Linked DNA regions of Homo sapiens: region 2 is linked to region 1. The links are chromatin loops, found by intact Hi-C in ENCODE. Cell type or tissue: K562. All regions are shown on one strand. Each heading gives the region's core, and the rest is flanking DNA. Links, peaks and the distances in the headings are about the cores only.

What was found. Hi-C counts contacts between places; a loop is a spot of excess contacts. Peaks named below come from ENCODE experiments on the same cell type or tissue, not always from the same donor. Only the 100,000 strongest peaks of a DNase experiment are listed, where the experiment ranks them.
Region 2: it touches region 1 in a loop (2.3-fold over the local background); 5 of 110 quality-filtered maps call a loop at or near these places.

The regions. Positions count from the first base shown.
Region 1 is chr1:37,444,709-37,461,528 of GRCh38, reverse strand. LITATS1 (lncRNA induced by TGF-beta and antagonizes TGF-beta signaling 1) reads left to right here. Exons shown (of 3, transcript NR_038842.1): 2 at 5,070-5,162; 3 at 5,617-6,650. Among named protein-coding and RNA genes, the nearest start is that of LITATS1, 21 kb to the left of the region's middle. RefSeq lists enhancers at 5,690-6,211, 6,212-6,733, 5,582-6,781, 8,779-9,569, 8,972-10,171. In K562, for the core only: a CTCF peak has its summit at 6,507 (motif pointing left); a DNase peak (open chromatin) is centred at 6,508; H3K4me3 peaks cover 258 bases; H3K27me3 peaks cover 3,922 bases.
Region 2 is chr1:37,597,080-37,611,903 of GRCh38, reverse strand. RSPO1 (R-spondin 1) reads left to right here. Exons shown (of 7, transcript NM_001242908.2): 7 at 1-554. Among named protein-coding and RNA genes, the nearest start is that of GNL2, 8.6 kb to the right of the region's middle. RefSeq lists an enhancer at 8,382-8,676. In K562, for the core only: CTCF peaks have their summits at 6,522 and 8,590 (motif pointing left); DNase peaks (open chromatin) are centred at 6,473 and 8,593; H3K27me3 peaks cover 5,380 bases.

The DNA.
Region 1 (16,820 bases), core at 3,497-11,496:
AGGGTATATAACCATTTACTTTTAGAAAAATATTGCTAAATACCCTCTTCATAGAAATTGTACCATCGGCTGGGTGCAGTGGCTTACGCCTGCAATCCTAGCACTTTGGGTGGCTGAGGTGTGCAGATTGCTTGAGCCTGTGAGTTCAAGACCAGCCTGGGCAACATGGTGAAACCCTGTCTCTACGAAAAAAGAAAAAAAAAAAAGCTGGGTGCGGTGATGTACATCTGTAGTCCCAGCTACTTGGGAGGCTGAGGTGGAAGGATCGATTGAGCCTGGGAGGCGGAGGCTGTAGTGAACCATGATCACACCACTGCACGGCAGGCTGAGTGACAGAGTGAGACCAAGAAGAAAGAAATTGTACTGTTACCTTCCCAACAGCCTTGCCAACACAGTGGGCCATCACACATTTTGATTTTTGCCAGGCTGGTAGGTGGAAAATGGTGTCTCATTGTATTCCAACGTGCATTCCATTTATAAGTGTGGATGAGAGTTCTCTTATATATTTAAGACCAATTTGCCTTGTTTTTGCATCCAGTTGTTTACATCATTTGCTTCTTTTTCTTTCTTTCTTTTTTCTTTTTTTTTTCGAGATGTAGTCTCGCTCTGTCGCCTAGTCTGGAGTGCAATGGCGTGATCTTGGCTCACTGCAACCTCCGCCTCCTGGGTTCAAGCAATTCTCCTGCCTCAGCCTCCCGAGTAGCTGAGATTACAGGTGCCCACTGACACTCCCAGCTAATTTTTTGTATTTTTAGTAGAGATGGCGTTTCCCTATGTTGGCCAGACTGGTCTCGAACACCTGACCTCATGATCTGCCTCCCTCCGCCTCCCAGAGTGCTGGGATAACAGGCGTGAGCCACTGTGTTTGGTCTCATTTGCTTATTTTTCCATTAAATTATTGGTCTTTTATCCTTATTGATTTGTAGAAGCTCTTTAAGTGTAAAAGAAATTAGCTGTCTGTGATATGTTTCCGATGTTTCTTTTCCTGTTAGTCAATTGTTATTTGACTTTGTATAAGAATTTCTTTTTTCTTTTTCCTTTTTTTTTGGAGACAGGGTCTTGCTCTGTTGCCCAGGCTGGAGTGCAATGGTGTGGTTCCAGCTCACTGCAGCCTCAATTTCCTGGCTCAAGCGATCCTCCCACCTCAGCCTCCCAAGTAGCTGGGACTATAGGCACACACCACTAGGCCCAGCTAATTTTTGTATTGTTTGTAGAGATGGGGTTTCATCATGTTGTCCAGGCTGGTCTCAAACTCCTGGGCTCAAGCAATCTGCCCACCTCGGCCTCCCAAAGTGCTGGAATTACAGGTGTAAACCATCATTCTCACCTTTTGTTTTTTTTTTTAACCAGGAAAAAATGTTCAATTTTTTTGTATACAAACATCATTTTCTTTTATGGTTTTGGGCTTTTCTGTGATATTTAATAAGGTCTTTTCTTGCCGGGCACGGTGGCTCACACCTGTAATCTCAACACTTTGGGAGGCCAAGGCGAGTGGATCACCTGAGGTCAGGAGTTCAAGACCAGCCTGACCAACATGGAGAAACCCCGTCTCTACTAAAATACAAAATTAGCTGTGTGTGGTGGCATATGCCTGTAATCCCTGCTACTCGGGAGGCTGAGGCAGGAGAATCACTTGAACCCGGGAGGTGGAGGTTGCGGTAAGCTGAGATCACACCATTGCACTTTAGCCTGGGCAACAAACGCAAATCTCCATCTCAAAACAAACAAACGATGAACAAAACAGAAGGTCTTCTCTATGATTATGATACATATTCTCTTATTTTGTTAAATGCACTTACGGTTTCATTTTTATGTGTAATTTTGACCCACTGAAATTTATTTTGGCATAAGGTAAAAGGTAGGAACCTGGCTGGGCGCAGGGGCTCATGCCTGTAATCCCAGCACTTTGGGAGGCCGAGGCGGGTGGATGACAAGGTCAGGAGATTGAGACCATTCTGGCTAACACGGTGAAACCTCGTCTCTACTAAAAATACAAAAATTAGCCAGGCATGGTGGTGGGCGCCTGTAGTCCCAGCTACTTGGGAGGTTGTGGCATGAGAATTGCTTGTGCCTGGGAGGCAGAGGTTGCAGTGAGCCGAGATCTGACCACTGCACCCCAGCCTGGGTGACAGAGTGAGACTCTGTCTTAAAAAAAAAAAAAGGCTGGGCATGGTGGCTCTCACCTGCTGTAATCCCAGCACTTTGGGAAGCCGAGGCGGGTGGATCATGAGGTCAGGAGATCGAGACCATCCTGGCTAACATGGTGAAACGCCATCTCTACTGAAAATACAGAAAAATTAGCCTGGCTTGGTGGTGGGTGCCTGTAGTCCCAGCTACTTGGGAGGCTGAGGCAGGAAAATGGCATGAACCCAGGAGGCAGAGGCAGAGCTTGCAGTGAGCCGAGATCGTGCCACTGCACTCCAGCCTGGGTGACAGAGCAAGACTCCATCTCAAAAAAAAAAAAAAAAAGACATGTATTCCATGGGAAAACTCTTTGAAAACGTTGGGCTTCATCTAAGGCAAGCTTGTCCAACAAGCTTGGCCCAGGACAGCTTTGAATGCAGCCCAACACAAATTTGTAAATTTTCTTAAAACATTATGAGACTTGTGTGTGTGTGTGCATGTGTGCGTGTGTTTAGCTCATCAGCTATCATTAGTGTTAATGTATTTTATGTGTGGCCCAAGACAATCCAGTTCTCCCAGTGTGGCCCAGGGAAGCCAAAAGATTGGACACCCCTGATCTAAGGGGTTGAGTCCTAACCACGCTACCTCCCAGTGCTGCCACCTTGAGTAACTTGCTTCACCTGTGTCACATTTCCCTTCAGTTTTAAAATGGGGGTAATAACGGGAAGCTTTTGTAAGGCCTCAAGCTTCTGTAGTTTGGAGGGCTCTCTTACAAATTCCAAAAGGGAAACACTTCCCCTGCAGGGTCTGGGAAGGGCCCCTGCAAGTGAGAGGACCTGAAGGTTTAAATGTCCTCAGCATCACTGAAAACCCACCTTTGATCATGGTATCTACTTAATAGGGCCCTGGGGAGTACGGAATGTGTCTTAAGTATCTGGCATCTAGTATGAGTGTGGTGAGTCCATTCCCAGACTACAAACTCAGGTGTGCAGGGAACATCACTCCCCCCAACCACATGCTTCTGTTTTTTTTTTTTTTTTTTTTTTGAGACAGAGTCTTTCTCTGTCACCCAGGCTGGAGCGTAGTGGCGCAGTCTCGGCTCACTGCAATCTCCACTTCCCAGGTTTATGTGATTCTCCTGCCACAGCCTCCCAAGTAGCTGGGATTACAGGCACCTGCCACCATACCCAGCTGATTTTTGTATTTTTAGTAGAGACGGGGTTTCACCGTGTTGGCCAGGCTGGTCTCAAACTCCTGACCTCAGGTGATCCGCCCGCCTCGGCCTCCCAAAGTGCTGGGATTACAAGCATGAGCCACTGTGCCCGACCCCATGCTTCCTTTTAATTAGGAACATCACTTCCTTTACATGCCACAACCTACCTGAAGTTTTGACGCCAAGCCCCCACTTTCACTGAGCTGGCAAACACGCTCCTTTGAGTCACTCTTGAAGTTTTAAGTGCACCTTGCTCTGAAGCAGAGTCAAGACCTGGGAGTGAGGGGAAAGATTTGTTGTCCCTTGGTTGTCTGTTCATCCCGATCATGGCTGAGGCATCTAATGTCCCTTTCTGAAGGTGGCCTCATATCTTCAGCCCTCCACTGCTTCTGAGCCGTGCATGGGACTTGGGGATCTACGAGGGGCCCAAGGAGTGCCATGTAGCACTCCTGCTTGTGAGGACAGCTCTGTTGGTGGGTCTGCCGGCTCTATTCTAGGTCACATCAGAGATCTTCCCGAGAATAACCCATGCTGGCTAAAGCATCGGATTGGGTGCAGTCAGAATTGAGGTCAAATCCTGCAAAACCTGTTTTCCTCATCTGCAGAATGGAGAAGATGCTAACAATACCTCCCTCATCGAATTGGTGTGAAGAATTCAATGTCTTGGTGTTTGTAAAGGGCTTAGGATAGTGTCTGACATGTAGTCCATGGGATGTCTTGATGCAGGTCATCATCTCACCCTTGTTCATTATTGGATGGAGAAACCAGGGTCCCAGAGACACTGGCCGGCTGGGGCAAGATCACCACTCATTCCTATCAACAGCTGGGTTAAAGGTGCAGAAGACATGCTTATTCGATTTGCAGGTGACCCAAAACTAGATGCAGTGGCTGGTATTTTAAATGACCAAACAAGAGCCCAAAATCCCCTAAAGCGGATGAGATGATGGACTAACCCCTCTACGGATGGATGTAAAATTAAAATTTTTTGCATGAAAGAGATTTTGGCTGAAGGTTCATTGCACATTGAGATGGTTGCCCCAAATGATTGTGGTCTCAGGCTGAGTCTGTAGAGGTACAGGTTGACGATGAGGGAGGTGATAGCTGGAGGGTTGTGCTCAACTCTGGTTGTCGTACATTTGAGGAGACAGGGAGAGACCAGAGTCCAGTTTGTGGAGGGTAAAGGTTAGTGAGGAACTGGGGATACTGATCTTGCAGAAGAGAAGACTCAAAAGGGCAGAGGCAGGAACAGTGGTATAACCCTGCCTGGCTCCAAGGGCAGAACTGGCACCCATGGAGATAACAGGGGCCTGAGAACCAGCTCTGTGGCTATCAGAACTTTCCCACAGTGAATCAGAGTGCCTTCAGAGGTGGTGAGCTCCCCATCACCAATGGTATGCAAGCAGAGTGAGGAAAGGATTCCTGTTTCCAGCTCTCAGATGGTTTTATCAACAGCAAAAAAACTAGACCCTACTGATAAAAATTTCTGTTGGCTATATATACACATATAGTTAACAAATATGTAATCCATATTTCCCCTATTTTAAGGTTTATTTTATTTTATTTTTGAGACAGGGTCTCACTCTGTCACGCAGGCTAAAGTGTAGTGCAGGATCTTGGCTCACAGCAGCCTCTACCTCCCGGTTTAAGCCATTCTCCCACCTCAGCCTCCTGAGTAGCTGGGACTACAGGCTCCTGCCACTACACACCTGGCTAATTTTTGTATTTTTTGTAGAGACGAAGTTTCGCCATGTTGCCCAGGCTGATCTCAAGCTCTTGGGCTCAAGCAATCCACCTGCCTTGGCCTCCCGAAGTGCTGGGATTACAGGTATGAGTCACCACGCCCAGCATACTTTAAGAAAATGAATATTATAGAAATTGGGACTAATTTACAATCAATGCGTAGGTTTACTGTATCCTTCCTTCCTGAAAAGTTGTTATTTGAATCAAAATGAAGTATATGATTGAGCAGGTTTTTCTGACACTCTGTTTTTCATCTTTCAATCTGTTTTTCACTTTTGTCATTAGAATGTATGTCTTGAATTTAAAAACAAAGTATCTAAATAAATAACAAATATTTTAAAAATCCAGCCTTCTTAGTGAAGCCACACTCAATCTATTGAATACATCTTCTGCTGACATTCCACCTTGTCGCCGCCATCTTGGCCTCTGAAATAGAATGGAGACCGGCTATTAAACCAGTTTTTAGCAAATTCGGAGCAGCAGGTTCTTGGCTGGGGGAAAAAAATTCCACTTATCAAGAGATGTTTATTCCTTCAAAGGGTGAGAACCTACTTCTTCATAAAGAGAATTTGGAGGGAGCTTTTTGTTCTGCGGGGACAACATCTGGATTTGAATACATCCATGCTCAAAAGGAGATTTCTCATAATGGACCCAACTGAAAGCACTCAGAGTACAAGGACCGGTGAGCTTTCAAAAGGAGACACTTCGGGAGACTCGCCAGGGGCCCTCGTATCCCCGGCAGCGCGAGTTTTGGAGGTCAGTGGAGGGCTCTCGCATCATGCATGTAACTTTCATACTCAAAAACTTACCTTCATCCTGCATCCCTCACCCCCCTGCAGAAACTTGGGGCTTGAATTCATTTAAAAACATTTGCGGTTTCAGAAGCCTTCTTTTTATTATGAAGCTGCCAAGGAGATCTTAGAATGAAAGGCATTTTTAGAGATGAGAAAGAAGGAAGCCAGGCCAAGGCTGGGCCGGCTCTCAGCCGTGGGTCTGTAAAGGTGACACGTGGGACATGGCCACCTGCAGACCCTGCAGGCGGCTGGGCAGAGGCACCCACAGGGACCTGGGTTTGAATCCCTGCTCTGCCAGTCATTTCCACAGCGATCTTGGGGGAAGTTGTGTAACCTCTGGGCCCTGCGACGCCCTTTCCTGGAGCCTGGAGCTGGAACGAAGCCCCTTGGAGCCCTGACATCAGAGGTGACGTTAGTCTTCGCAGGCAATGACTCGGCGGAATGTGATGCCACTCCCTAACCCGTGTCCGGACTGGCAGAGTGTGTGCCGCCTCCCACCAGGTGGTCTGGCTGCTTTGATGGATCTCCTAACTTCTCTGCACCCCAGAGCCCTCAGTGCTGGCCAGACCTTCACTCACTCCTGGGTGACAACCCCGTTCTCAGATAGTGGGTCCCACAGGCTGGCCTGTGGCGCCCCCTGCTGGTGACTGCAGGGAGAAGGATGCCCTAAGCCAAAGGAAGTCCTTCCTGGGGTCTAATCTCTACCTTTTGCATGATGAGGCAGCTGAGGTGGCTCGCTTTCTCCTCCACCCCAGAAAATAAAGTCATATGGAGTCCAAGCAGTTATTTTTCTCTGCTAGGCCAGTCCATCATAAGCCCCAAATGGAGGGGCCCCTGGAATGAGCCCTATGCAGGCCTTCTATGGACAAGGGCCCTTCAGGGAGTAGGGCTGTGGTGAGGATGGGGTGCATGTGTGTGGGCTCTCACCTGGGTGTGGGAAGATCAGAGGGACCCCACAGGTCAGTGTTTGCAGATGAAAAAATGAAGGTAGGAGCTGGGCACGGTGGCTCACGTCTGTAATCCCAGCACTTTGGGAGGCCAAGGCAGGTGGATCACGAGGTCAGGAGATCGAGACCATCCTGGCTAACATGGTGAAACCCCGTCTCTACTAAAAATACAAAAAGTTAGCCAGGTATGGTGGCGGGCTCCTGTAGTCCCAGCTACTAGGGAGGCTGAGGCAGGAGAATGGCGTGAATCTGGGAGGCGGAGCTTGCAGTGAGCCGAGATCGCGCCACCGCACTTCAGCCTGGGCTACTGAGCAAGACTCCATCTCAAAAAAAAAAAAAAAAAAAAAAAGAAGGTAGGAAGCTTCAGCCTGAAGGTAAAGTTTTGGGGCAGCTCCAACCCACTGCCCTCCTGGGACCGGTTTTATCAGCGTTTCCCTGTAATTGGTGAAAGGCCTTCAGTTAGCCATTTCTCTGAAGATTAGAGAAAGCAAGAGAGATGTGAGTTAAACACAAGGCGGGACTTCTCAATGATGGGGGATGTCAGACCTCAGAAAGGGGAGCAAAGGAACCTTCCCACTGAGGGCAGCCTCCAGTGAGGTGGGGTCCAGGCCAGGCGGGTGAGATGGCCCTCAACACTGTCCATCTGGAGGGGCCTGGGACTAGGTTGTAGTCTATGGGGGTCTCAGGATGGAAAGGCCTCTTGAGAGGCTCCTGGTGGCTGGGACTTTTGTGGATGGGATGGTGAGGACGGGCAGGGGGAGAGACTGAGGCCCAGAGGCATTGCCACCCCCATCCTCCCCCGCCTGGTAAACTCATCTTCCTGACTCATTGGCTTGCCTCCTCTGCGGACACTGCCTGGTCCCTGTGCAAGGTCACGTTGCTTGCCCTCCACGAGCTCCCGTCCTGCTGCTGAGCTCATGTTCTGTGATGGCAGCCTCTGTGTCCATCCTCCCTGCTGGACTGTGGGCTCCACACCGGCTGAGACCTGACTGTCTTGCTCCAGCCTGGCTCTAACTCCAGCACCTGGCACATCTAATCTTGCCTGGCATGTCCTGGTGCTCAGTGGCTTCAACTGAGAAGAGGCCCAGGGTCTTCCTTGGTCCAGCTAAGCCTGGCTTTAGAAAGGATTGGGGCAGACGTAGGGGAGGCAGAGCCCCAAGTCTTGATGGATGGGTGACCTGGGCACTCTGACTTTCTGCACAGGGCTACCCCTTTCCCCCATTGAGACACCCTCCTAACTCAGCTGTAGGCTCTGACACCCCACTTCTGGCTGGCTCTGGCTTCCCACACTGGAACCATCCCCTGCATGGCTGCCTTGCTTTGTCTGCCTGGGCTCTGACACCCATATCAGGCTGACCCCATAGGGGTGACAGCCCCTCACTGATTTGTACTCTGACACCCCTGGGCCAGCCTGCCTTCCCCAGTGGTCCCCCTCCTCACTCTGCTAGGAATCCTGCTGTGTTCATCCATGGTTCCCCCATTCCCTTGCTCTGCTGCACATAATAGTTTTAGGACTGAATTGTTGAGGAAGGAAAGGAGAGAGGAGGAACAGAACTCTGTTTTTGAAAAATTATTTTAACTGTGGACATTTTTGTGCGAGAAAAATTTTGGACAGAATACTAAATGGAGCTGCTCTGGTTGAAGAAAGAGTGAAAGAGAGGGAGAAAGAGAAGAGAATGGGAAAGGACAGACAGCAGAGAGGAGAGGGAGAGGGGAGAGAGAGGACAGGGGAGGGAAGAGGAGAGGGGAGGGGAGGGGAGAGATGAGGGGAGGGGAGGGGAGAGGAGAGGAGGAAGCCCTTCAATGCCCCTGGAGTCCTGCCCACTTGGTCCCACTCCCTCAGAACTCTCATCTGTCATTAAGCTCTTGGGGTTCCTAGGTGTGCAGTTTGGGGACCACCGGACAAGAATTCTGCCTCAAATAAAATGAGTGCCACTTAGCCGCTAAGATGTCTTCTCTGAGCTTTTCTGAGAAGCAGCCCTGGAGGCAGCGGGCTCACCACCTACCCTGAGTAGCTTCTGAGCCTGGCAGCAGTCACCTGGAGCTTGAGGGTAGCAGCTGCCTCTGCCTGGAGGAGGCATCTCTGAGCAGGGCCAGGGGGCCCTGGACAGGCATTGGAGGTGTCCTTCCGGGCCTGGTGGAAGTGGGCTAGGGGCTGTGAGTGAGAAGACTTCTATAGGCCGAGGCACTGGGTAGACACCTCACCCCCAGCCATCTGTGGACCCTTTGTGACCCTTTATGCTCCATCTCTGTCTCCCCCACAATCACCGGAGAAACAGGATCTGGGAATTCTGCCTTGGTGGCCGAAGCAGAAGTCACTGCCCTCCTAATGCCACTCATCGGACCACACAACACTTTCACCGCCAGTCCTTGTGTGATTTGATCTTTGCAAATCAGAGATAGTACTGTTAATAATTTCCCTGCAGGAAAGAGGAAGTTAAGGATATGAGGAATTGCCGTCAGGATCAGAGGTAAGGCCCGGAATCCCAACAGACTCCCATTCCCAGCACCTTCCGGGCACCCGCCTTCGAGGCCTTTCCCCTCCCTGCCGCTTTATAATGCTAATTGAGGGAATGAGTTTCCTTGGCCTGAGAGTGGGCTAGGGCTGGGGCTGGGACCCAGGGCTTAGGCAATCCCAAGGGTCTGGAAAGGAAAACAGGTCAGGAGTAGAACCCTTTCCCAACACCATGGGCCAGCTCCCAGGCCCCATCTTGGGCGTGGGGGATTTGGAGTAGGATGACCATATAATTAGTCATCCAGATTAGGATACGTTTGGGAATGAAAGGGAGTGTCATTAAAAGTTACCCTAGGGCGGCCGGGCGCGGAGGCTCACGCCTGTAATCCCAGCACTTTGGGAGGCTGAGGCAGGTGGATCCAGAGGTCAGCAGTTCGAGACCAGCCTGGCCAACATAGTGAAACCCCATCTCTACTAAAAATACAAAAATTAGGCTGGTGGCTCACGCCTGTAATCCCTGCACTTTGGGAGGCCGAGGCGGGTGGATCACCTGAGGTCAGGAGTTTGAGACCAGCCTGGCCAACATGATGAAACCCCATCTCTACCAAAAAATTAGCCTGATGTGGTGGCGGGTGCCTGTAATCCCAGCTACTCGGGAGGCTGAGGCAGGAGAATCGCTTAAACCCAGGAGGCAGAGGTTGCAGTGAGCCAAGATGGTGCCACTGCACTCCAGCCTGGGTGACAAGAAAAAAAGCTGGCATCGTGGTGTGCACCTGTAGTCCCAGCTACTCAGGAGGCTGAGGCAGGAGAATCGCTTGAATCCGGGAGGCAGAGGTTGTGGTGAGCCAAGATCGTGCCACTGCACTCCAGCCTGGGCAACAGAGCGAGATTCCATCTCAAAAAAAAAAAAAAAAAAAGTTACCCTAGGGCAATAGCTGAGAACCCCCACGAGGTCATTCTGTGATGGAACCCCTGCCCTGCCCTCCCCCTCCGCAGCTTCAGACCCCCACACCCTCTCCTGCTGCTGTGTCTCCAACTGATGCTGAAAGTAAAAGCCGCCACTCACTGGCCGGTTACCTGCCCAGCACTCCACAGAGCTTGTTTTTTGTGACCTTCATGACAGCTGTGAGTCTCATTTTATTGATAGAGACACTGAGGCCCAGAAGAAACTGGCCCAAGAACACACAGGTGGTGAGTGGTAGAGCTGGGATTTGAACCCAGGGAGGCTGGCTTTCCTTGGAAGGATTATACGAACATTTTAATTGGTTTGGCCCACAAGAATTGAATTGCGAAGGAATGAGGCTTCCCAAGCCTTTCATCAGACCGTCCGCAGTCTCTTGTAGCTGTCTTCAGCTCAGGGACATCATTAAAAGGAACTTTGCAGCTTGGGCAACAAGGTGAAATCCTTTCTCTACTAAAAAAAATTTTAAAAATTAGCCAGGCGTGGTGGCGCGAGCCTGTGGTCCCAGCTACTACTTTGGAGGCTAAGGTGGGAGGATCACCTGAGTCTGGGAGGCAGAGGTTGAAGTGAGCCGGAATCGTGCCACTGCACTCCAGCCTAGGCGACAGAGAAAGAACCTGTCTCCACAAAAATATTTAAAAATTACCTGGGCGTGTTGGCACGTGCCTATAGTCTCAGCTACTCAGGAGGCTGAAGTGGGAGAATTGCTTGAGCCCAGGAGTTTGAGGCTGTAGTGAGCCATGACACTCCAGCCTGAGTGATAGAGGGAGACTCCGTCAAAACCAAACAAAACACAAAACAAAACAAAAACCCAAAAAGGCCGGAGAGGTGGCTCACACCTGTAATCCCAGCACTTTGGGAGGCTGAGGTGGGAGGATTGCTTGAGCCTGGGAGTTCTAGACCAGCCTGGGCAACATAACGAGACCTTGTCTCTACAAAAAAACAAAAAAAACTAGCTGGGCATGGTGGCATATGCCTGTGATCCCAGCTACTTGGGGAGGGGTGCTGAGGTGGGAGAATCCCTTGAGGCCAGGAGGTCGAGGTTGCAGTCAGCTTTGATTGTGCCACTGCACTCCGGCCTGGGTGACAGAGCTAAACCCTGCCTCCTAAAAAAAGGAAGTGGGTGGCGGGTATGGGGGAGGGGGATGTGTGGGCAAGGGAAGGAGGGAGGTGCACTCAGCAGGGGCAATGTGTAAGGAGTATGCAATGGAAGGGAGGCAGCCGGATGTCATTAGTCAAAGTTAACATTTGTTATGGACCTACTGCATACCGGGCTCTATTTAAAGTGTTTTCAAGGTACTATTCTATTTAATCTTCATACCAACCCTATAAGCTGGGTTGTTTTACAGATCATCACTACGAAGAGCAAAACAGGCCACTTGCCCACCTTGACAGAGCTGGTAAGTGGCAGAGCCAGGACCATCCAGACGGCTCAGCTTCCAAGCCAGCAAGCCTCATCGCCATGCAGTTTGTCCCCAGGGAGGAAGGATGCTTCTGGTCCCAGGGTCCAGGATGCTCTACCCTCCTTCCTCTAGGATATCCAGGGGGCCAGCTTTAGTGAGAGGAGAGTGCATGGTCCAGCCTTCTGGGGGCACCCAGAGTGTCCCCTTCCACTCCCAGCTTCCCACTTCTGCTCCACTGTCTCCCTGCAGGAGGCTCTGGGAAGGCAGAGATGGAGCTGTGGTCCCCACCGCCTTCTGTGGCAGCTCACTTTCATTCATTTTCTTTAAATGCTTCTCACTCTCTGTTTTTAAATCTAATTTTTCAGCTTCTTTTTCATCTTCATTCAAGTTGCTTTAATGAAACGAAAATGTGTCTGTTTCCCTCTGCTGGAGCTGCCCGGGGAATTTCAATATAAAACAAACAAGTTGGCTTTTAAAATTAAAATTTTATGGGTGGCATTTCCTCATTTAATGGGTGGCACAAAAGAGTGGAGTAAAACCAATTAACATGGGGTTGAGACTCGGTGTTCAGAAAAACTAAACAACAGGAGCGCGGTGCGCCAGGAGCCAGGAGCAGTTCCAGCAGAGGCTGGGGAGGTGCGCGGGTGAGGCAGTTGTGGAGGCTCCCCCCACTCCCTGGCAGCTGTGTGCACCCAGGTCGGGCACTAGCACATACAGGGATGCCAGCCTCAGCTCCCCACCCAGCTCTACCCCCAGGACCCATGCCCAGGGGTTGGTGTGCACATCTACCTTGCACATTCAGATGGCAGGCGATAGTGGGGGCTGAGAATGTGGAGGGGCGGGGGAGGCTGCCTTGGAGCCCTGGGGTCCTGGACACTGTTGTCTGGAGAAGCATTAGGAAGTAGCTAAGGCCTCTGCCAGGGCCAGCATTCATTCGGATAGTTATCCTCTGACGCAATCTGAGTCCTACTCACGAGGGCCTCATCTTCATCATGGCTATGCCCCAGGGCCCAGACCGCACCAGGAGTGTGGCAAGTGCTGCATAGATGCTGGATACCTGGATGAATGACTTCATTCCGGCAAACAATACTAATGGAAATCCTGCTCTGCTGTGACTCCCTCAGGGTGGGTGTCACCCGGCATAGGGTGTGTTTGGGGTAGAAATGGTGAAGATACCACAGGAGATCTGAGGAGCAGGGGCATGCCTGGGTGGCGCTGCAGGGAGAGAATGGCTCTGTGGAACTGGCAAGGGCAGAGTGAACAGGGCTGGAGAAGAGGCAGTCCGGGCAAGGGCGGGGTGGGGAGGGAGCTGAGAAATTGAGGTGGCTGAATCTGGCCTGGAAGGAAGTAGGGGTAAGAAGATGAGTCTGGAGAGACCAGTCGGGGCTGGCTTGTGAAGAGTGGCAGGTTGCTTTGACTTCATCTCAGGGCAATGGGGACTTGCTGCAGGCTCAGAGCAAGGTGATGTGATTCCAGGTGGCTTCAGGGACACTGACTCTGGAGGCTGGTGGGAGGGAAAGGAGAGTCCCGCCAGGTGTGCTGGCATCCCTGCAGGCTGAGCTGAGTACTTCAGGCTGGTTGGTTAAGGTGAACTGTGGCTGCTGGGGGTGGGGAGGGAAGGCAGGGATGATGGTGGGGCCTTTCTCTGAGCTGGAGAGCCTGGAGGAGGAGCAGGTTGGGAAAGTGGAGGGGTTCAGTTGTGGCAACATCAGCAGCCCCCCAATATAGACCCAACTGTGCTAAGGATATAGGAAGGAGATTTCAGACTGGCAGTGACAACTAGATCCCATAAATATAGGGAGGGATATGGTGCCACAGCCCCCTAGGACTCCCGCCAGCCCCAGGAGCCTCCCAGGAATACAGGCCTCCCAGCTTCGGGGCAAAGGGCTCAGGCCACCTCTTTTGTTCCCTCCATCTCTTTCCTTCCCACACTGGCCCTTTCTGTCCCCCAGTGGGGCAGCGTTCTCCCCACCCTTTCTGTCCTCTGACCTTTCATTCTATGGGAAGGACCACTCTGGTTACAGGAACCCCCAGAGTGGCAAAAAGATGGAGGAGGCCAAGGGCATCACCTGCCCAATGTCAGGAGATTGAGCTGGTTGCCATGGCCACCGCCAGCATCCTTAGTCCTCCCCAGTCAGGCCTTCAGACCTGAAAATACACTCCCAGAGTCGTGCAGACTGTGGGCCCCGGGCTGACCTCCAGCAGGGGCATGGCCAGTGGGTGCCAGTACTAATGGAACTCCTGCTCTGCTTCGACTCCCTCGGGGTGTGTGTCACTCAGGAGGGTGTCTTTGAGGGAACATCTATGGTCAGAGGAAGAAGGGCTTCCTAATTCAGGTCTGTGCCGATCCATTCCTGTCAAAGTCCATCCAAGGTGTGTCAGACAACCCAGGTGATGGTCTCTCTGAGAGCAATCTGAGAACCTGTCTGAGTTCCTCTCTTTGAGGCCTGTTTGAAGGCCTACAGACTGTCTGGGTTGGCCCAAGGGCCAGTAGCACAAAACTAATATGGATGGCCGAAGGCCAAGGCTGGCACTGACCCTTCTCCCTTCATACAACAAAGAGTGAATCTGGCTAAGCTTGAAGTAGGTTCTTGTGGCCAGGGGGCTGGTGGAGTAGCTGGTGTTTTTCGTTTGATGATGGATTTTGTTTATTCCAGACCACAAAAAGTTGGCCAAAGCCCCCCTTCCCCCCCGACCATTTATCTGTACAGCTGGCTGGCTGACCTTGACATCTGGCAAAGGCAAAACACTTCTTGAAGACCTCACTGCCTGCCCACACCTCCCTGGGGAAAGAGACACAGTTGTGCCCTGTCTGAAATGGGCTTTTAAGTACGAATAGGGAATTCACCTGGTGAACAAGGTCAGGAAGAACAGTATTGACCGAGTGATACCAGTGAAGACACAGAAATTCAAAACAGTTCTCTGTGGGCCAAGAGAACAACTACATCAGTTTTTCTGGAGTCCAGAACTTGCAAGAGCTTGACATTCGAGTATCACATGAAATCACGTAAGAGAAAGGGTCTTACAAACTAGCATACTGCACAAAATGAGGGCTCACTGTTACCGCCCATCTCTCCTGTTTGTTATGGGAACCAAGTGAGTCGAGATGTGTGAAGTTGCGTTGTAAGCTGGAAGAGTGTTTATGAAAATGTTAATTAATACATTTAGAGAGTAGGTAGATTAAGTGTGAGAATGTGGAGATAGAACAGACAATTAAAATATCTGCTAATTTTTCTCTTGAATTCACATTTTAGGAAATGTTTATAAACTGAGAATTCTAATTACTTTTCTCCTTCACACCTCTTTTCAGATGAATACATTGTAAGAGAATTATAGTATCTGTTAAAAATATTGCCAATCCCAGTGTATCAGTTGGGACTCCTTACAGGGAAAGGAACAGGAGATCCACTGCAACTTGGATTAACCAGTAAAAGGAATGTGTGGTCCGTGTGATTTGGAAGTCTGGGGGTGTATTAGTCTTTTTTCACACTGCTGTAAAGATACTACCTGAGACTGGGTAATTTATAAACAAAAGAGGTTTAATTGACTTACAGTTCTGCATGGCTGGGGAGGCCTCAGGAGACTTACAATCATGGCGGAAGGTGAAGGAGAAGCAAGTACCCTTTTCACAAGATGGCAGGAGGGGGAAGGAGAGAGAGAGAGGAGAGAGGGAAGAGGGGAGGGAGAGAGAGAGGGAGAGAGACAGGGAGGTAAAGAGAAGGAGAGGCAGAGGGAGAGAGAGTGGGAGGGATCAAGGGGGAGAGAGGGAGAGAGATGGGGAGACTGGGAGAGTGGGAGAGTGGGAGACAGAGTGAGAGAGAGAATGAGCAGGGGAAACTGCCACTTTTAAACCATCAGATCTGGTGAGAACTCCCTCACTATCATGAGAACAGCATGGGGGAAACCACCCCTGTAATCCAATCACCTCCCACCAGTTCGTAATTGACACACAGGGATTACAATTAGAAACGAATTTTGGAGGCGGGGCGCGGTGGCTCACGCCTGTAATCCCAGCACTTTGGGAGGCTGAGGCGGGTGAATTACGAGGTCAGGAATTCGAGACCAGCCTGGCCAACATAGTGAAACCCCGTCTCTACTAAAAATACAAAAAAATTAGCCAGGTGTGGTGGCACATGCCTGTAGTCCCAGCTACTCGGGAGGCTGAGGCGGGATAATTGTGTGAACCTGGGAGGCAGAGGTTGCAGTGAGCTGAGATCATGCCTTTGCACTCCAGCCTGGGTGACAGAGTGACACTCTGTCTCAAAAAAAAAAAAAAAAAAGAAGAGCCGGGCGTGGTAGCTCACGCCTGTAATCCCAGCACTTTGGGAGGCTGAGGTGGGTGGATCACTTGAGGTCAGGAGTTCAAGACCAGCCTGGCCACCATGGTGAAATGCCACCTCTATTAAAAATACAAAAATTAGCCAGGTGTGGTGGCGTATGCCTGTAATCCCAGCTACTTGGGGGGCTGAGGCAGGAGAATCACCTGAACCAGGGAGGCAGAGGTTGTAGTGAGCTGAGATTATGCCATTGCACTCCAGCCTGGACAATAAGAGGGAAACTCTGTCTCAAAAAAAAAAAAAAAAAAAAAAAGTTTTGGGTGGGGACACGGCCAAACCATATCAATAGGTAAGACGAACTTCAAAGGGGATTTGATCCAGAGTTTGTTACTCAGGCTCAGGCTTGCTTCTCCTAGGCTTTTCCCTCTAAATCCTGGGAGAGAGAGAGAGGCTTCTCCTTGGCCAAAAATTCAGCACAATTCCTGAGCTGCACTTCTGATGGGTCTAACTTGGGTCAGGAGCGGGGGGAATGCCAGGCCTTAGTTCTGCATAAAGTGCCCATCACTGAAAGAATCACTGTGGTACCAGAGGCAGGTGAAATGGGTGCTGGGAGCCCACCAGGATGCCTACTATTCCTGGTTGCTCAGGTAGACCACTGGGTTTCAGATGTGCCAACCTGGAGTTGTGTTCAATTTCCTGCCCTCATTGCTGATTCATCATCTAGAATTTCTCTTCTCTGTAGTTCTTCCTTTGCAGCCATGATCCTGGGCCAGGCCTTGTCCCATCAATCCACACTCAAACTACTACCATAGTTTTTTTTTTTTTTTTAGCTACTTAGTCACTAGCCTCTTTCCTTGCCAATACATCTTCTTCCCCTATAGCCGCTCAAAAGCTTAACACATTTAA
Region 2 (14,824 bases), core at 4,248-12,247, 150 kb before region 1:
AGAATCTCAGGTCTCATTCCAGACCTGGTGAGCCAGAGTCTAAATTTTAAGATTCCTGATGATTGGCATGTTACCCAAATTTGAGAAGTGCTGCTGTAATTCCCCTTAAAGGACGGGAGAAAGGGCCCCGGCCATCTTGCAGCAGGAGGGATTCTGGTCAGCTATAAAGGAGGACTTTCCATCTGGGAGAGGCAGAATCTATATACTGAAGGGCTAGTGGCACTGCCAGGGGAAGGGAGTGCGTAGGCTTCCAGTGATGGTTGGGGACAATCCTGCCCAAAGGCAGGGCAGTGGATGGAATAACTCCTTGTGGCATTCTGAAGTGTGTGCCAGGCTCTGGACTAGGTGCTAGGTTTCCAGGGAGGAGCCAAACACGGGCCTTGCTCTTGTGGAGCTTAGAGGTTGGTGGGGAAGAAAATAGGCATGCACCAAGGAATTGTACAAACACATATATAACTACAAAAGGATGGTGCCAAGGGCAGGTGACCACTGGCATCTATGCTTAGCTATGAAAGTGAATAAAGCAGAATAAAAATAAAATACTTTCTCTCAGGGAGGTGTCTCAGAGGATGTGATATTTGAGCCTAACTCTGAAGGATGGGTAGAAGGATTTAAGACAGACTGCTGCTGTCCAGTAGAAATATGTGAGCCACATATTTAATTTAACATTTTTGGGCCGGGCGCGGTGGCTCATGCCTGTAACCCTAGCACTTTGGGAGGCTGAGGTGGGCAGATCACGAGGTCAGGAGTTCAAGACCAGCCTGACCAACGTGGTGAAACCCCGTCTCTACTAAAAATACAAAAATTAGCCGGGTGTGGTGGTGTGCACCTGTAATCCCAGCTACTCGGAGGCTGAGGCAGGAGAATCACTTGAACCCGGGAGGTGGAGGCTGCAGTGAGCCGAGATCACACCACTGCACTCCAGCCTGGGCAAAAGAGTGAGACTGTCTCAAAAAAAAAAAAAAAAAAAAAAATGCCAGGCAGGGTGGCTCACGCCTGTAATCCCAACACTTTGGGAGGCAAAGACAGGAGGATCACTTGAGCCCAGGAGTTTGAGACCAGCCTGGTGTGCAAAACAAAATTAAGTAATAAAAAAAGAAAATGTTTTTCTAGTAGCCACAGTATAAAAAGGAATGAGGTGAAATTAATTTTAATTACATCTGTTATTTAACCATATATATGCAAAGTATTATCTTTTTTTTTTCCTCATAGAGATGAGGTCTCACTATGCTGCCCAGTCTGGTCTTGAACCCCTAGGCTGAAGCGATCCTCTTGCCTCGGCTTCCCAAAGTGCTGGGATTATAGGCATGAGCCACTGCATCTGGCCCCAAAGTATTATCTTTTTAACATGCAATCAAGGTAAAAAATTATTAGTGAGATCTTTTACTTTTTTAAAACTAAGTGTTCAATGTTCCATGTGTATTTTTACACTCACAGCATATCTTAATTTGGATGCTAAATTTTCAGCAGAAATACCTGATCTGTAATTACATGGCATAAAAACTAAAGTTGAAAAAGAAGATACACATACCCAAGTTGTTTTGAGAATACTTACCAGTTTTTCTGTAACTGAATGATGTATGTTTTTAAATTTTAAATTTAGCCAATTAAAATTAAATAACATTAGCAATTCAGTTCTTCAGTTGCACTAGCCATATTTCAAGTGCTCAATAACCACATGTGGTGAGCGGCTACCATGTTGGACAGCACAGTTCTACAGACATGCATATGCAATTGTCCTGTGACAGAAAATAGTTTGGCCAAGGAACTGAAAGAAAGCCAGTATAGCTGGAAGGTCTCGAGGGCAAATGAGTTCAGATGATTCTAGAAAGATTGCCTGGAGTTGGCCCTTTATTCTCAGAGCCAAAGGAGGCTACTGAAGGGTTTTAAGCAGTAGGCCAAAACAAGCAGATTTGCATTTTGCAAAGATCATTTTGTCTGTAGCTTGAAAGACAGATTAGGGAGGGGTTGCTTAGGAGGCTGTTGCTGTCATCTAGGTGAGAGATGTTGGAGATTTGAACTAGGGTGGTGGCAGTGGAAATGGAGAGAAGTGAGCAAAATCAAAAGGTATTTGGGGCATAAAGTTGACAGAATTTGGTGATGCATTGGATGTGGAAGAGGGGAGAGACGGGGAGGAGTTATCAAGGATGAAATCTCTTTTTCTGACTCAAACACCCAGACAGATGACAGTGCTGTGTTCTGAGGTGGGAAACCTGCGAGGAAGACCAGTTTGGGAGAAGAAGGAAGAACATAAATCTGCTTTCGACCACGTTGAGTTTGTAGTACCTCTGAGACATCCTGGTAAAGATGGTGAGCAGACATTGCTTAGACATAAACACAAGTTTAGTTGTACAGGCGGAGTTTGGGATGGAATGTAAACTGGTGTACAGAAGGCAATTGAGGCTGTGGGTTTGGAAGAGCTCAACTGAAAAGACAGCACTGGTTGAAGAGAGGAGTCTGGGCCCAGCTCTAATATAAAGTCCCTCTAAATATAAAGATCAGATCACAAACGGTGAGTTAAAGAAGGAGCAGGCAAGAGGAAACCCAGGGGAATATCAGGTCCCAGAAGCTAGCAAGAAGGAGGGAGAGATCAAGCAAAAGAGGACTGGAAAGTGACCATTGGACTCAGCAACGTGTGCCAACAGAAGCTTAGCAGCAGTGTTTGGGGAGGGTGATGGAAACAGACAATTCCTTAGCTGTGAAAAAGAGGAAGAGAAATAGGACAGGAGCTAGAAAGAAATATGAGTCAAGAGAGACCTTTTTTCTTTAGATGGGAAAGACTTGATGGTATTTAAAACCTTCTGGGAGGGGTGCACTTAAGAGAAAGCAGTTGAGTACACAGGCAAGAGAAGGGGAAATCAGTAGTGGAAGGTTCCATGGGGAGGGATGGCTCTGCAAGAGCAAGGAGAGAGTGATGCAGGTGCGGGAAGCCTGGGAGGTGAGGAAGGTGGGGGATTTCATGTCTGTGCACCTGCAGGTCTTGTCCCGTCTACACCTGTGATCTTCACTGCCAGTCACAGACCGCCCACAGCCAGCTCCAGCCCCTCTTCACTCACTCTTTACCTTGTCTCCTCTCCTTGACCCTGGCTGTGTTTTTGCAAGTCTCTCTGTGCCATCCATCTTCCATCTCTGTGTTCCCTCTGCCTTTGCCCCTCTCTGCGTCTCTAACTCTGTCTTCTCGGTCCCTCTTTTTGTCACCCTGACCTTCTCTGTTCCCACTTCAGCCTCTGACTCTATTTTTGTGCACCATTGATTCTCTTTGTCCTTCTGTTTCTCACTTTGGGGCATCAATCCTCAGTCCCAGTATGTCTTGGCTGTCTTTGTCTCTGATTTGTCCCTGACCCTTAGGCTCTTGCTCCTCAAAGTGTGGCCATGGACCAGCGATCTTGGCCTCATCTGGAAGCTGCTAAAAATACAGAATCTCTGGCCTTACCCAGACCTAAAGAATCTGATTCTGCCTTGTAAGAAGATCCCTTAGTAAATTTGTGCAGATATTTAACAATTTGAGAAGCACTGTCATAAGCTTTCCTCTACACCAACATCAAAGCAGAAATCCAGAATCTTAGCAACATCAAAGAATGAGCTGGATCCTCCTGTATCTCCTGCCATCAACTCTGTGATGCTCTGAGCCATCCCGCTTCTCTGCATCGCATCTTTGAGCCACCTAAAGCTGCTCTTGAGGCCCTAGGCAGCTAAGATAAGGAACACAGTATGGGTTTCAGGAAGTCCTGAATCCACTGATGTACACCCCACACTTGAGCTTCTACATCTGCAGAATTACTGGCAAGATCATCTGATACTGATACACTGGGTGCTTTCAGATGCGATCCCAGTACATTCCTAAAAAACAATTAGCCCCACCTGGACCTACTCCTGTCTCACTCTGTCCTGTCTTTAGCTGGAGAGGGGTGTGTGTTTCAAAACCTGCTCACAACCCTAGAAGCAGCCCACCTGAGGCAGAGACCATAAGGGCTGAGAGCAGCCCAGAGTTGGTCCAGACATCACACCTTGTGCTTTTTAGGATGACTGAGTGCTGGAGAGAGGGAATCTATGTCAAGATATGGAGCTGCCTAACCCTATTCCCAGGTTTAGGCAACAACAGCACATGATTGTATGTAGTTGTTACGTGCCCACATTGTTATTTGGAAAATGTTAGCTTTTTCCTCTACGGGGCCACAGATTTGCCCAGACTAACACATTTCTGGCCACCGTACACAGTTCCAGCTCTGGTATGTTTCAGATCAAATCTCCAGAGTGTAGATTTGTTTTCCATTTCAATATTTTGGGTGATGGGGTTGTGTTTTCCGGATTTGTTTACTTAAGTGGGGATTTTTTTCTTTCTGGTTTGTTTGGTTTGGTGTAGGAGGACTGAGAGGGAATTTAGGAAAAGGGTCAGCTTCTTGGGCTCTATTACAAGTCCCTGATGCAGGGCCAGCAACCCAGGTGCTGGCTTTTCGCGTCTCACTTCTCCAGCTGTGGTCCAGACCAGATTTAAATGGGCAACAGGTGGAAACCCAAGTGAACAGTGATAAGGTGGGAGGAAAACAATCAGAGGGAACAGGTTTCATTTTTAAGGACTAAATGGATTCATTGCAAAAGGTCTGGAATACTGTCTAGTACTGCCAGTAAAAGTGAGCCAGAACAAAAGCCTAGTTATAGGGGAGTAGAGAAGATCTGAAGATTAGGTCCTCAGGGGTTGCTGAGACGTGAGCATACCAGGGTTGGGTGCACCTGCTTTGGTGTGGCGCACCTTCTGGCTCTCCCAAGAGAAAGCCAACACACGGGGAACAATAAACAGGTTTTGGCTGGAGGCTTGGTTGAAGCTCCTTTAGCATCAAGAATGTGAGGCCGGGCGTGGCGGCTCATGCCTCTAATCCCAGCACTTTGGGAGGCTGAGGCAGGAGGACAGCTTGAGGCCAGGAGTTCAAGACCAGTCTGGGCAACATACTGAGACCCTGTCTCTACAAAAAGACAGAGAGAGAGTGACCTGCACTAAATAGACCCTTGGGTGAGCTGGCATGGATGGGGACAGTGGGAGAGTTCGTAAATCTGGGCCCCTTCCTTTCTCCGTCACCGCTAGCCTACCAGGTTCTTGGTGACGAGAGACCCAGGCCAGTGGCTAGAGAAGGTGTCTTGGGTTCTGCCCTAGAGCCTTCCAGAACTTAAGTAGGAAATTGCGAAACAGGGCTACATTTTGAAAGAGAAAGTATGTGAAAAATGGTTCCTCCCTCGCTTGTTCGCTCTCCCGGAGCTTGGTGCAGGGAGGTGGGTGAGATGGATTCCTGGCTGGACTCAGTCTGGTGTGGGAAAGAGGCAGAACTGAGTCCTTAGGGGCCTCTCAGGCCAGGTCTCTGCAGCTGTCAGCCTTCGGTTATTGATCCTTGTTATTGGGATGCACTTTTTCCATCTGTTGAGCATCAGCCTGGTCCATGTAGAAGGCCAGCTCCTTCCTCTGGCTGAGTTTTGTCTCCTAAAAGTCCAGCTTCTGAGGGCTCCCTCTGCAACCCAATATGTACCATGGACTGCTGATTAAATACTTGGAATGTCTTCAGGGTGAGCCAGGCCTGTCCATAAAATGGGAGGCATTTTGGCAGTTCCAAGGCCCCTGGCACCCAGTCTTGGCCCTCGCCTGGCTGTCTTCTTCAAGGAGCTGCGGTGGGCCTCCCGCCAGAATGCTTCCCTGGGAAACATCGAAGTGAGTTAAAGTCAACAATGAGTTCATCTCCAAAAGGAATAAACTGGCAGCCTTCAGGGCAGGGGAACAGAAGCGGGGAGTAGGGGAGGGACAGGGACTTGGGGGCAGAAGAGGGGGATAGGTGATGCTGCAACAGCCAGGTCAGATCCAAGCCTGTCAAATGAGCTGGCAGCGCAAGGAACAAAGGAACTGGCTTTCCTGGGCCAGTCCTGGAAGGCTCGCTTGGCAAATGTGTGACGATGAGGGTGTCACAATCCCAGGGACCATGGAAAGTATTCTCCTAAGGATTTGGAACTGGAGCAGGACACTGAGATGGGAAGAGGCTGTGGCGGTTGGGTGGGTGAGGCAGTGAGCTGTGGCCCTGCTGACCCAAGCCTGCCCCATGGGGATGTCAGGATGGCCATTCAGGCAGTTGAACTCCACTGTCTCATCTTGGAGGACTTGAAGAGGGAGGACTCGGTGCTGAGGCCAAGTGACTAGCAGGCTCATGATGACAGAACTCAACATTTTAATCTGATCATCGTTCCCATCAGATTTATCTCTGAGGGCTTTACATATGGATAATGGTTCCCGATTTGAGCCAGTGTCTCGTTGCTACACTCCTTGCTGCCTGGGGCATGAGGAAACCACACCCTAAAGGGTATTGGACTGCCCTTGGCGCACCTTGGGCCTCAGGAGCCAATGGCGCGGCAAGCCCAATGTGAGCACTGCCCTGGGTTGGGCCTGAAGCTGGAGCCACCTCTTTGTGGGCCCCAGAGTAGAAACTCAGCCTGCCCAGCTACCTCCAGGGCTGGGCTCAGCGTGGAGGAGTGCAGCAGCGCCTCCCTACTTTGGACAGAAAAGTCTGATAAAAAGCTGCCTGTTCCAGGTTGAGATACACATAACCCGTCTGGCTCAGACTTCGGATATGCCCCAGGGGCTTGCAGACTCTGGCAACAATTGCCTTGAATATATACTTGGCCTTTCTCCCAAGGGCAGGACCATTGCTGATAGACTGTGCTTGATTTCTCTCATGCCCGCACATTCATTCTCACAAGGTATTTTACTGTACGAGGTATTTGCCTACCACACATAGTTACAATTCTTTTCCCACCACCAAACCAACAAAACGTCCACAGACATTGCACCTCAATTTTTCACAAACACATTTTCATCGCATTCCCATGGTTTACCCTTCTGTTTCCCTCTTTTTTTCTCCCACTTTTTTCAAACCTGTTTCACCCTTCTGATCCTCCTGATCTCTCTCCATGCTGGCTGACTGGCTTCTCTGCTCTCCCAGACGGCCTGTAGCACCCCATCGGTCACTCTCCTTTCTCTTCCTTTTTTTTGCTTTCCTTTGGCTGTGTAGCCACAGGTTCTTCACAGCCATGGCTTGCCCAGTCCATATTTTTCCTGTATATTTGACCAATTGCATTTGTCTTTTGGTATCACAAGCTAGATGTTTGTTGATTGAATGAATGAAGTGGTCCCTCTTGGATGGGTATGTTCTTATATTAGCCCTGGAGATGATAATTATTGATGGTGCTTACTCATTTTTCCTTCTAGGAGGCAAAATGAGGCCAGCATCAAAGTTCAGTGGAGCACCAGGCCAAAAGCAATGCAATCTCGATCTTTCTGTCATTTGGCCACAACTGTTGATGACGACCCAGATTTCCAGGCCCATCTCCTGCCACCCCCATCCCCTGCCCCATCTACTCTTCTACTCAGAATTACTCACTGTGCCCAATACAAATACACATTCAAGTTCCCATGCCTTCGTCTATGCTGTTCCCTCCACCTAAAATGTGTTTCTCCCTGCTTTCATCTGTAGACCTTCTACTCATATTTCATACCTAGATGGAATTACCCTTCCTCTGTGAAGGAGGCCCCTCCCCAGTAGCTGCTCCTCCTGTATGTTTCTATGGACTATTTCACCTTTATGACATCCATGTCTGTGTCCCATAGCCTAAGGTTAGCTCCTGAGAGCAGAGACTGTGGGATGTATTATTGCATTCCTGTTCTTTCCCAAGTCTCTTGAGGCTGTGGGTACAGTTGGAAATACTCTCATAGTGCTTACACTATGCGCATACACATAATGCTTACAGTACTACACATCGACACAGTGCTTACACTATTCTAAGCCTTTTACTTGCATTGCTTCATTTAACCCTCAACACAGCCCTGTGAGGTGGATACCATTATTAGGCCGATTTTACAGATGAGGAAACTGAGACACAAAGAGGTAAAAGGATGTGACCAAGGACACACAGCTAATAAATAAATGAGGTCAGAATTGGACCGCAGGTAGTCTGGCTCAGCTACCACTTAGCTATTTGAAAACCTGCATTTTCCATGTGCTTTTCCATACCTTAGTACCATGATATGCAGCCTGGTGAGTGTCTCATTTATTGGCAGGAGGGGATTCTGAGGGTTGGATCATATGTGCTTACAAATAACGCTATAGGGCCTGCAAGGACATCCATCCACCCCTGCCTTGCCTCTTGAGCCCCTCATCAGCATGCATTGCTCACAAAGCTACTCAAGACCACCTGCCAGTGTGTGCCCCCATGCCCCACTGCAGGGGCTGCCTCCAACACAGTTGAAGCTGCCCACCCTGGGTGTAGCCCCTAGAGACCACGGTGCACCAGAACCATGCCGGGCAAGTGGACCATCTCCTCTACTTTCTGTTGTGCTTTGCTTCAAGGTCACCAAAGTTGCTTTCACAAAGACTGCGGACAAAGGAGCCCTTTGGATTTCTGCCTGAAGCTCCCTTCTCCTTTGGCCTCAGGAAAAAAAAAAAAAAAGTCCTGGAGCTCAGTTAGGGGACTGACAGGTCAGTGCTGCTCCCCTGAGACTTGCTTTTGCCCTCTAGCACCGGCTCTCTCTCCGTGAATTTTAAACCTCTGCAGAGAGCCCCCTGCTGGTCTATGAAAGCATCAGCTACATCAGGTGAGGAGTGGACCCTCGTTTGAATCCCCAGGGCAGAAAAAATGAAATATACCTCTATAGTGGGATGGGCAATGTTCACTCTCAGAGAGCAATGGCAAATAAATAGTCATTGAATGGTCAATTCCCTGTCTCTTCAATGATCAGAACACATACCAGTGCCCTAGCACAGGGGGTTGTAGGCAAGTGTTTTCTGTAAAGGGCCAGGTAGTAAATATTTTAGGCTTCACAGGCCATATGTGGTCTGTCGTGGCTACTCATCTCTGCCTTTGTAGTGCAAAATCAGCCATAGACCATATGTAAACAAATAGTGTGGCTGTGAACCAATAAAACTTTATTTATGAACCCAGAAGTTTGAATTTCATATAATTTTCACATGTTACAAAATACTATTCTTATTTTGAATTTGGTCGGTCATTTAATAACATAAAGACCATTCTTAGCTTTTGGGCCACATAAAAACAGCAACTGGTGGGATTTGGCCTGTGGGCTGTAATTTGCCTACCCCTGCACTCAGAGATAAGCTACTTGGTTTGGTTCATGCCTTTTCTTGACGTAGGAGAGTGGGGAGGACACAGCAAAACCTGAGTCCCCAGGTCCTGGGCACAGTGACTGGGCATCTTGGGGATTTCCCTAGCTCTAGCTAGAAGCAAAACTGACAACTTTAAAGTCTCTCAGATAGACTTTTAAAGCATCTAGAAGGGGCTAGGTGCAGTGGTTCATGCCTGTAATCCCAGCACTTTGGGAAGCTGAGGTAGGTGGATCATTTGAGGTCAGGAGTTTGAGACCAGCTTGGCCAACATGGTGAAACCCTGTCACTACGGAAAATACAAAAATCAGCTGGGCATGGTGACAGGCACCTGTAATCCCAGCTACTCAGGAGGCTGAGGCAGGAGAATTGCTTGAACCTGGGAGGCAGAGGTTGCAGTGAGCCAAGATCGCATTACTGTGCTCCAGCCTGGATGACAGAGTGAGACTCCGTCTCAAAACAAACAAACAAACAAATGACAACAACAAAAAACCATCTGGCAGGGCGTGGTGGCTCATGCCTGTAATCCCAGCACTTTGGGAGGCCGAGGTGGGCAGATCACGAGGTCAGGAGATCGAGACCATCCTGGCTAACATGGTGAAACCCCGTCTCTACTAAAAATACAAAAAATTAGCCAGGCGTAGTGGCGGGCGCCTGTAGTCCCAGCTACTCGGGAGGCTGAGGCAGGAGAATGGCGTGAACCCGGGAGGCCGAGGTTGCAGTGAGCCGAGATTGTGCCACTGCACTGCAGCCTGGGTGACAGAGCCAGACTCTGTCTCAAAACAAAACAAAACAAAACAAAACAAAAACATCTAGAAGATTCCTCCAAACTGGGTTAAAAAGTGAGTAGGAAGGATTGCTTTTCCCAAAGATGAGGGAGTGATAGACTTATCTTTTTCTAACTGGGGCTCTAAAAAAGGAAACATAGCTAAAGGTTTTGACTAGTTCTTCCTCTGCTGCTTGAGAAGATATTCACCCTGACTTTCTTCCATACCTTTGCCTGAATCTCTATTTTAGAAATAAGATTTTGTTCCTAGTCTAGACAGAAGAGCAAGAGGGATGGAGGAGGTCAAGGAAAATCTCAGTGTCTTGCTGGGCAGAGGATGCCCTTAGGGCAAGACTGAACTTCTGACAGACAGAGCTCCACTGATCTGTTGGTTTTAGATGGGAAGTTAACTTTTCAGATTCTTTAACATGACATTATTCTACTGGAAACAAACCAAGGGACCTGGATAAAGTTTTTAAAAAGTGTTTTCTTAAAGAAAAAGGAGGGAGGTAGGCAGGAGAGAAGGGAGTAAAGAATTACACAAAGATTTGGTCTAACGGCTTCAAAATCAAAAGGATCCCTGGACAGATAGATATTGAGTGTAATAGGAAACACACTGATCCTGGGGAGATGACTTAATATAGGCCCTCCAGCCTCCTCAGAGCTTAAACAATTACCTACAATTTGGAATTATACTTTAAATTCCCACATCAATGTGTGTTCTGGATCCACTTCTCAGGACACGGCCAGCAGTCTTGAGTTATCTAAACCATGCTGAAAATTAGAGGCCATTAATAGCATCTCATAAAAGTGCTTCTCAGATTTTCTTGAGCAGAATATGCCGAAGACCACAAGGGATTTGGTGATAGGAAGGAGCGAAATGCTTCTAGTTATTTTTCCAAAGCTTAATCTGGGGATCTTTTTGAAGAGCTCCTACCCAGCAGTGAGATGCATGCCAAGACTAATACGACTGTTTTTCCCACTTAGAAGTGGTGACCATGAAGAAAAGTTTCTTGGGGTTCCCAGAGGTGAGTCTCCTAGCCATTTTTACAGGTAGCAAGCCCACTAGTTTGCTATATCCTTGTCCAAGAATTTCCCAGACACCCTAGACTGAAAACTGAGGGTAACTTGGCCTATGAAGCTCTAAGTTAATACACTTTTCTTTTCTTTTCCTTTTTTTTTTTTTTTTTTTTTTTTTGTGGCAGGGTCTCACTGTGTCGCCCAGGCTGGAGTGCACTGGTGTAAATCTTGACTCACTGCAACCTCTGCCTCTCAAGCTCAAGCAATTCTTGTGCCTCAGCCTCCCTAGTAGCTGGGTTTACAGGCGTGTGCCACCACGCCCGGTTAATTTTTGTATTTTTAGTAGAGATGGGGTTTCACCATGTTGGCCAGGCCGATCTTGAACTCCTGACCTCAGATGATCTGCCTGCCTTGGCCTCCCAAAGTGCTGAGATTACAGGCATGAGCCACCACGCCCGGCCGAACTTTACTTTTCTGATACTTGAATTTGCTTGTAAAACTGTTGAGGTTGTATAACCAAGGACTCACTTTTTTGTTTTCTATCAGTGAAACAAAACAACAAAATCCTGAAGATGTATATTCTGAGCCTTTCTCTGTTCTTCCAGAGTCCCAGAACCTAGCATTTGGGGACTAGGACTGTTTCACATTGGGCAGCGGCCATTCCAGGGGCCCAACTCTTGGCCTCAGCAGGCACGGGTCAATGCTTCATGGGCTTGCCAGAGGAGAGACACAAGAGGCCCCAAAAGAGCAGCTTCTGCTAGCAGTTCAACTGGGAAGTACAACTCAACAAGCCGGCACTAATTAAGAGCTAATGGCCTTACAAATGAGCATTGCCAAAGGATAACGACCCTCCGGCTGCAGCATAAATATCAAGGCATTTGGGGCAGAGCCAAGATATATATTTTCAGAGTGCATTAGACACTGCAGCAGCCTTCCTCACCCTGGCTCTGCTAAGAAGAACAAGATGATTTAAGATAGGTAGGAAAGAAGCTTGATCTTCCAGGGCTGCCTTCTGGTCAGCAGGTCAGAAAGCCTCCGAGTGACTCTTGGAAAAGACTTCACTTTTGTATATACAAGAATCACTTGAGGAGCTTGCTAAAATGTAGATTCTCTTGGCCCCACCCCCAAGATGGTCTGATTTTGGAAGCTCTGGGATAAAACCCAGAAATCTGCATTTTTGTTTTATTTTATTTTATTTTTGAGACAGGATCTCACTCTGTCACCCAGGCTGGAGTGCAGTGGCACGATCTCACTGCAGGCTCCACTTCCCAGGCTCAAGAGATTCTCCAGCTTCAGCCTCCCAAGTACCTGGGACTACAGGTTTGAGCCACCACGCCTGGCTAATTTTTGTATGTTTTGTAGAAACAAAGTTTTACCATGTCACCCAGGCTGATCTCGAACTCCTGCGCTCAAGCGATCCACCTGCCTCTGCTTCCCAAAGTGCTGGGATTCCAGGCATGAGCCACCATGCCCAGCATTTTAAAACAGATCCCCCAAGTGATTCTGATGCTTGTGGTTCTCAGACCACACTTTAAAAAATGTTGCTTTAGAAGCTGCTGCTATTTGCCCATTAGACCCCAGTGATAAACTTTTTACAGAATGAAGATAAAAGTGAGGTCAGGGCCCGGCACACTGGCTCATGCCTATAATCCCAGCACTTTGGGAGACTGAGGCAAGTGGATCACCTGAGGTCATGAGTTCAAGACCAGCCTGGCCAACATGGCGAAACCCCATCTCTACTGAAAATACAACAATTAGCTGGGTGTCCTGGTGGGTGCCTGCAATCCCAGCTACTCGGGAGGCTGAGGCAGGAGAATTGCTTGAACTGATGAGGCAGAGGTTGCAGTGAGCTGAGATCGTGCCATTGCACTCCAGCCTGGGTGACAGAGCAAGACTCTATCTGAAAAAAAAAAAAAAAAAAAAAAAAGTAAGGTCAGGATTGTCTGCTTCCTGTGAAGACACCAGTCCAGAACATGGCATTTCCAGCCAGTCTCCATCCATTAAGGTCTTCTCATTCACACAAACCTGTGGTTACCAGGAGCAACATTTGAGGGGATGAGTAGCTCACCTTGGATTTTGAGAAAAATAGAAAGCATCCCTGGCCGGTGCAGTGGCTCATGCCTGTAATCCCAGCACTTTGGGAGACCGAGGCGGGAAGATCTCGAGGTCAGGAAATTGAGACCAGCCTGGCCAACATGGCGAAACCCCGTCTCTACTAAAAACACAAAAATTAGCTGGGCATGGTGGTGCGTGCCTGTAATCCCAGCTACTTGGGAGGCTGAGGCATGAGAATAGCTTGAATCTAGGAGGCAGAGTTTGCAGTGAGCTGAGATCATGCCACTGCACTCCAGCCTGGTGAAAGGGCAAGACTCCATCTCAAAAAAAAAAAAAAAAAAAAGAAGAAAAATAGAAAGCATCCCATCTGCATGATGTGTACCATGTCTGCGATGCTTTCATATACTGTAACTCATATGATCTTATTGCAGTCTTTCAGAGTAGTTAAGCTATTGCATCTGTTTTAAAGCTGAGGAACTGTAGACCTGGAGGTGTATCTTGCCTCTGCTAGTTGGCATGACATCAGAAAAGAGAGTGAAAAATAGTCACTGCATTACAATGCGGCAAGCAGGGCAGGCAAATCAAACCAGTAACTTAAGCTTGACTTACCTTGATCAGGCTTTTTATCTGCTGGTAGAATTGAAGTTGGTTGTCGAGATCGGCAAATATTGTTGTAAAAGGATTGATGGGTCAGATTATAAAAATAGATGGAAAGTTTGTAAGATAAATGCAAGCAGAGTATGAGAACAGGAGAGAAACAACCCACCATATCATCTGGGAAAATGAAACTCCTTGGCAAGACTTCACAACAGCCTGATTCAAAATTTCATAATGAAATTATGTCTCTGATCAAAGCCTGAATGAGCTCATAGGCTGATTTTTGCCATCCGTGTTTATTCTGGTTTGCACCAACTTGAGGCATCAGAAACACATTAACTGAATCTTCTCTCTGGGAGGAGGCTATGGTATCCTTGTTTTGGGGATCAGAGGGACAGTGTGGGGTGGAAGGGGGCATCTTCACTGATCATGAAGTTTTTTCCAAATAGCTCTCAGAGCTTCCCTAACACAGGTCACAGTCAGGGCCTTCCCAGCAGAGCTGCATTTAATCTCATGATACTTGCCCTTGGGGCAATAAAAGCGAAGCTTGAGGGACAGAAGGTATTTCCAGCTCTAGCCTATGACATGGCCTGCTTTTGCTCTAAAGAGAATGTTTTGGGGTTTGTTTCAAACTCAGAGAAATAAAGACTCAATCATCCCCTGCTCAATTAGAATACCTCACTTTATAACAAATTGTTTGTTTTTATGAAATGAGCTACACTGCATGAATCCACCCTTCCTCTTGCCTAACCATCTCTTCTTTGGCCTATCCAGAGGGTACAAAGATGGCCATTTTCTGACAATTTGAGGTACCAAAAAAGAGAGAGGGACCAGGCGAGGTGGCTCACACTTGTAATCCCAGCACTTTGGGAGGCTGAGGCAGGTGGATCACCTGAGGTCAGGAGTTTGAGACCAGCCTGGCCAATGTGGTGAAAGCCCGTCTCTACTAAAAATACAAAAATTAGCTGGGCATGATACCATGCGCCTGTAATCTCAGCTACTTGGGAGGCTGAGGCAGGAGAATTGCTTGAACCCGGGAGGTGGAGGTTGCAGTGAACCGAGACCGGGCCACTGCACTCCAGCCTGGGCAACAAGAGCGAGACTCCGTCTCAAAAAACAAAAACAAAAACAAACAAACAAAAAATAAATTGTAAAAAGAGAGAGGGCTTCTTGGTTCAAACACTGGCATCTAGACACTTTATTCTGGCTAGTAGAAACAGAAATCACTGGGTCTTAA